2 separate regions of the Mus musculus genome follow, and region 2 is linked to region 1. The links are chromatin loops, found by intact Hi-C in ENCODE. Cell type or tissue: heart. All regions are shown on one strand. Each heading gives the region's core, and the rest is flanking DNA. Links, peaks and the distances in the headings are about the cores only. Region 1 holds the start of Boll (boule homolog, RNA binding protein). Region 2 overlaps Rftn2 (raftlin family member 2).

Region 1 (2,907 bases), core at 140-2,639:
CCCTTAAAAGCCAGCCCATTGAGATGAAGAATCGGGGTTGCAGAGCGCTAGGGTTAAAGCTACAGCTTTAGACTTTGACCCAAGTATTTAGCCACCTATTTACAGTAGAAATGACCATAAAGCACTGCACCGGAAACAAGATATGTGTATGATGGATAGTTGCTTATAATAATGACAGTCCTTATTACATGAATTTATCTAACAGAAATTACATACTACTTAAGAGAGAAGGTAGGCTCTCAGGCACTTTTTAAAAAGTCCTTGCAAAGGAGTCTTTGAACGGAGTTCCCAAAGCTATGGGGCCAAGTCTAATGAAGCTGGTTCCCTTCCCTTAGGCTCTCTCCTACTTTTATTTTATTTGCTTGTTTGTTCTTTTATGGGAGAGTGGGGGTGGGAGGGAGAGAGGGAGGGAGGGAGGGAGGGAGGGAGGGAGGGAGGGAGGGAGGGAGACAAGGTCTCACTGTGTAGCCCTTAAACTAACTATCCTTGAACTCGGTATATAGACCAAGCTGACCCTGAACTCAGAAATCCTCCTACTCTGCCTCCCAAGTGCTGAGATGAAATATGCATTATTAGCCAGGAGCGCAGGGCAGCTAGCCTACCAGGGGCCTGAACTGCGCTGCCCCGCCCTCCCTGGCAGGGATGAGTGACAGCGACAGCGACAGGTGCTGAGAGCAGAGGCGTCCGCTGCTTCTGTGTGTGGCGCCCGGAAGGGGGAGCAGAGTTTGCACGTGGGAACTTGTCTTCCTGTCTTCGAGCCAGCTTTCGGAAGTCCCCAGAGGCCACTCTCTGTAGTAGACCCTAGAGGTCGGCCCTCCAGGGCAGGGAAGGCTCGCCGCTCTTGCCTTCCGCGGCGCGTTCCCCTCCGCTCGCAGTGCTCGCGTCCGTCCGTCCAGCCGTCCGTCCTGCCGCCGCTGGCAGTCGCGGTGCGCGCCGTCCGTGCCGCCGCCCCGGCGGCCCCGGGACTTGCGCACAGCGCCACCGCCACCGCCGCCGCGCAGCCCGCCTCCCCCGCCCCCACAGGGCAGCTCGCCCGGCTCGGAGACTGCGCCACTGCAGCCGCCGCCGTCGCCGCCAGGGGGAGCGAGTCCCCGACGGGAGACGCGCCGGCTCGCTTCCTGCGAACGCGCCTTCCAACTTGAGCTTCCCGCGAACTCCGGAGATTAGAAAGATGGAGACCGAGTCCCGGGCGGTGAGTGCTGAGGGCCGGCCGGACTCTGCGCGGCCCGGCTTCGGACGGGCTGGAAAGAGTGGACTTTGGAGTCGAAAGCCTTGCTGTGGGGTTGGGAAGGAACGCGCCGCGGGAGGGCAGCGGGCAGCCCCGCTGAGGAGAGCGGCCCCTCGGGCTGTGTGAGAAGGGGCGCTGGGGGTGGGGGAGGCGGCGCTGGCCCTCGGTGGGGCGGACGGGCAGCTCGGGGGAAACGGCCATCGGCCAAACATGCCTAGCGAGCGGCCGCCCTCAAGTGTTCCCGCCCGGACGGCGGCGCCCTCGACGGCTCGCCCTTTTCAGGACACGTTCTCGCGGGCACGAGTTGCGCGGCCGTCGTCGACGCCCCGACCCGGGGCAAGGCCTGAGCCCGGGAAGGCCTGAGCTACGCGCGCTGCCCTGTCAGGCCTGGGCCCGGCTGGGGCCTAGGGGCCCCCACCGCCCCCGCCCTCCCAGTGCAGCCTGGTAACGTGCCGCGCCCCGCCCCGTGCCCGGCCGCCAGCCAATCAGCATGCGCCCACGCAAGGCCGCGGCCCCGCCTTGCACGAGGCGGCCAGCGCGTGGTAGGTGCCGTTGAGGGTTCCCGCCACCGCTGCTGGCGGGTTTGCCTGACAAAATTTCTCGCTGGCTGGCCTTCTTTTCCCTCCCGCACTTTGGTGGGGAGGGGGGAGACCCTCGTGTCGGTGTCCCGGTCCACGATGACCCGAGAGAACCCGAGGACGTTGTCAATCCGGCCATTTGCCCCATCGCCTCAGCCTGCTGGCCTCCGAGGGGAAGGAGCACCGAGGCGGTGACTGCGACGGTTAGCCCACCTCTTCCTTTGTCTTTGCAAAGATGATCCATCTCGAGGTCGAGGTTAAGCCTCAGAGGAGACGGCACTAGGGCCATGTTACCTTGGAAGAGCATCTTAAGAAACTCGTTGGTGGTCGAGCTTTACGGGGAAGCAGAGGGTCCAGACTAAGGATCCTGGAGCAGGCAGCCTCCTAGCTCCATGCTTTCAAATGGTTGACAGTGGGAGGTTCCCTCTCCTCAAATTCAGTGCTAACCTCGAAGGAACTTGATGTTACCTCTGTCAGAGCCTTGTTGCCTCTAACCATAAAATGGGTTCTAGAATGTTACTGATACTTCGGTCCTTACCCAAATGTTGACCAAGTACCAAGCAGGTCTCTCCTGAAACCTGGTTTATACAGTCAACAGATAGATAGGCACTGAACACTTGCTATGCGATGTTTCTGTTTTGCATGTCGCAGTGAGTTAAAAAAAAAATAGGCAAGCATCCTGTCTTCATGAATATTACAGCATAGTAATATATTACAGGTATATATGTGGTATCTTAGAAAATAAGAAAGAAAGCCATAACATCCACACTGGAGCCTTAAAAACAGGGACTGAAGTGATTTGGTTGTTTTAAAATCATTTTCTCAGTGTTTGAGGTCTCTTCACTTGGGACTGATTTCATCCACCTCTCACAGGAAAATGGAGTCTTCTTACTTAAACTTGAAAACAAACTAGTACTTCCATTGAACTCCTTTGTTTTTACAGAATTTTGTGAAGACATCATTATTTAACAAATTCTATACTAGAAATAAATTGGCACTGATATTGATATGTTCAGCCTTCTAAATTAGAAGTATAAACATAATGGATATATACCAATTTGTTTTGGGTTTTTTTGTTGTTTTGTTTTTTACAAGACAGGG
Region 2 (2,907 bases), core at 275-2,774, 170 kb after region 1:
GGCCCCATGGGCTCCATGACACTGTTCCACTGGACACAGGCCCCCCCCCACACACACACACACTACAACACTCATCAGCCCCTCATCCTCGCTACTGTGTGGCCAGCTGTCTTTGCTATTAGACTGTAAGCTCTTTTGCTTATTCACACAGGGCTGTGAAATTAAAACAGATTACGGCCCCCTGCTGCACACCCTGGCTGAGTTTGGATGGCTTCTGACAAGCGTGTTGCCTACCCCGATATTGAGACATGACAGGTAATGCCCGTGCATCCACCTGCACAGCTCATTCTACAACCTGCTCATTTGTGAGTAAATTAACCAATGCTGACTTAAGCCTACGAGAAATGCTTCTAGTGTGGTTTCATGGGATTTGGAGGTCAGCAGGTCCAGAGGGTGGGTCCCTGTCATTGGTATTGTCCCAAGGGCCTCAAATACACAGACATTTGAGAAATCTGCAGGGGCTTCTGAAAAACAAGAGTTCTCTGTCTGAGCCCTGGGTCTACACACACCGGTCGACACACCCCTCCTCAACAGCCTGTGTGTCTGTGCCTTCAAATCACTTTCTGGTTGTTCTGCTTGTGTTTGAGTCAAGGTCTCTCTCTCTCTCTCTCTCTCTCTCTCTCTCTCTCTCTCTCTCTCTGTAGCTCTGGCTATCCTGGAACTTACTTTGTAGAGCAGGCTGGCCTTGAACTCACAGCTATCCACCTGCCTCTGTGTCCTGAATGCTGGGATTAAAAGTGTCTGCCACCCCCATGTCCATTTTCTCCATCTCTTTGATGTTCTCCTAGGTGCACTTGGCCTGATACAGCTAGGCACAGACCTTCCGAAGTGTGGAAACCCTGAGTCTCTCCTTCCTCTTCCCCTGAGGAAAAGTATACTCCTTCCTTGCCATTCATTTGGGGATCCCAGCTGGGCTCACTTCTAAGTATTTCCCACAGTGCTCTGAATGAATGGGCAGGACATCTGGCAGCCAGCCCACTTCTGCTGAGCTCCAGTGGTATTTCCTGTATCCGGTCAGGACCAGTTTAGGAATGACAGGACTAAGCCTAAGGCTGGAACTAAAATATATTGTGATCCCAAGGATACCTTGAAGTGGGAGTAGGCTGAAACATGAAGCCAGACTCTGGCATTTTGTGCCCAAACTGCATGAGATCCTACCCTGCAACCAGTGCTCTGAAGACTCCCTCCAAACGCTGTATGAGGAGTAGCTATAAGGTTGCTCTAAGACAAAGAGAGGGAGAACGGTGCCAAAACTTTACCATCATACAGATTTCTCCTGCACCCAGATCCTATGGGCACTATGGAACCATGGAAGTGTTCCTCCTACCGTCTGAGAGGACTTATCTTTATATGCTATCAGAATGGCAAGGGGCTCATGGCTCACTAAATATGCATTGGGATGGCCCAGTGGTTATGAGTCCTGCTACTCTTCCAGAGGGCCCAGGTTTGAATCCTAGTTTCCATATGGTGGCTCAGTTTCAGAGGATCTGACGCCCTCTTCTGGCCTCCCCAGGTACTGCATTCATGCAGTATATTTACCTTGCAGACAAAACACCCGTACACAAAAAATAATTTTTAAATCTTTAACTTGCTAAGGGATTTTAAAGGTAAGTTTTAGGACAGTGTTAGAGAATAATACTGTGTGTATCCCAAGTGTATAGGTGTCAAATGTGTCTAGCAACCCTTGGACCAGCTTCACAGTGGTTCTAAAATATATTCAGTTCTGGAGACTATATGCTAGGGAAAGGGGGAGGGGGCTTCTTTGCTTCTATCCAGTTTCTTATTATTTAATGTTTTATAATAAACTGACACTCTCCAGAGTGTCAAAGAAAAAGTCTATCTACCAGTGAAAAACATCTGTGGCGTGCGTCTGATGCTGAAGTCATTTACAAGAGAGAGAGTCGTGTTTACATTTCATGTGGTGCAAACACATAGCCAGGAGCTTGCATTCTGGCTGGGGCCAGCCAAGCTCATGAATTCAGTAATTTAATACAGTAATTAAGCAACGAGGAACTTTAGTCCATAGGTTCCAAGGAAGTATTAAAGAAAAAAGATATTATGACTATAAAAATTAAGCTTGATGCTCTAGTCCTGAGGAGATCAAAGAGCAGCTTCACTGTTCAGTAAATCCTTTCCCAGGAGTCTGCTGCTGCGGCTGCTGCTGGGCAGAAGAGAGTAGGAAACGTTCCCGAGCAGCAGCCGCCCTGTGCGGGAAGGCAGACAATAGCTCCTCTCAGATGCCGGGAGCTTTGGATAACTTGTTTATTTTGTTCCTTGGGTCCTTCTGAGTTGTCACTGTGACAGGACGCCCAGGAAGGTGACTTAAAGGACAGACTTGCTCTGACTCCTCATCACTGCTCTGGTGTGAAGGCAGAAAGAACACTGCTCACCAGCAAGCCACGCCCTCCTTCCTCCAGCTATGCCCCTCCTCCCTGAGAACCCATTCAGCCATGAACTTATAAGTTGAGGGAGTTAGAACCCATAAGATCCAGTCAGTCTCTGCTGGACCACCACCTGGAGAAGCGTCACATATGAGCCTTTTCGGGAGAGACTTCATATCCAAGACACAACAAATATAAAACGAAGATGAAGTGTAATGCTGTTCACTGGTCAGGAGGATTTTTGAGAAAAATCCTCACCTGAACACATTTGGCTAATAAGTGAGGGGACTCTTTGATATACTAATATATGTGTTATAATATAATTATAATTATATAATAAATAAGAACTATTATCTGGGGATCTAACCCTTTAGCAGAACCAAATTCCTAAGAGGATGAAATCAGTTGTCCAATCAGGATAGGATGGCCTGTTCCAAATCAAAAGGTTCCAGAAGAGATAAGGTAGACAGTGCCCTGTGTGTAAGATCCGCACTGAGGGTCTTGAGCGATAGGGCAGCAGAAGTAA

What was found. Hi-C counts contacts between places; a loop is a spot of excess contacts. Peaks named below come from ENCODE experiments on the same cell type or tissue, not always from the same donor. Only the 100,000 strongest peaks of a DNase experiment are listed, where the experiment ranks them.
Region 2: it touches region 1 in a loop (3-fold over the local background); 2 of 42 quality-filtered maps call a loop at or near these places.

The regions. Positions count from the first base shown.
Region 1 is chr1:55,361,584-55,364,490 of GRCm38, reverse strand. Boll (boule homolog, RNA binding protein) reads left to right here and starts at 738. Exons shown (of 11, transcript NM_001368767.1): 1 at 738-1,192. The coding sequence starts at 1,172. In heart, for the core only: CTCF peaks have their summits at 859 and 1,084 (motif pointing right); DNase peaks (open chromatin) are centred at 670 and 1,080; H3K4me3 peaks cover 1,482 bases; H3K27ac peaks cover 920 bases; H3K27me3 peaks cover 2,292 bases.
Region 2 is chr1:55,191,592-55,194,498 of GRCm38, reverse strand. Rftn2 (raftlin family member 2) reads left to right here. Exons shown (of 9, transcript NM_028713.1): 7 at 152-255. Among named protein-coding and RNA genes, the nearest start is that of Gm51743, 8.9 kb to the left of the region's middle. In heart, for the core only: a CTCF peak has its summit at 1,503 (motif pointing left); a DNase peak (open chromatin) is centred at 968; H3K4me3 peaks cover 478 bases; H3K27ac peaks cover 1,613 bases.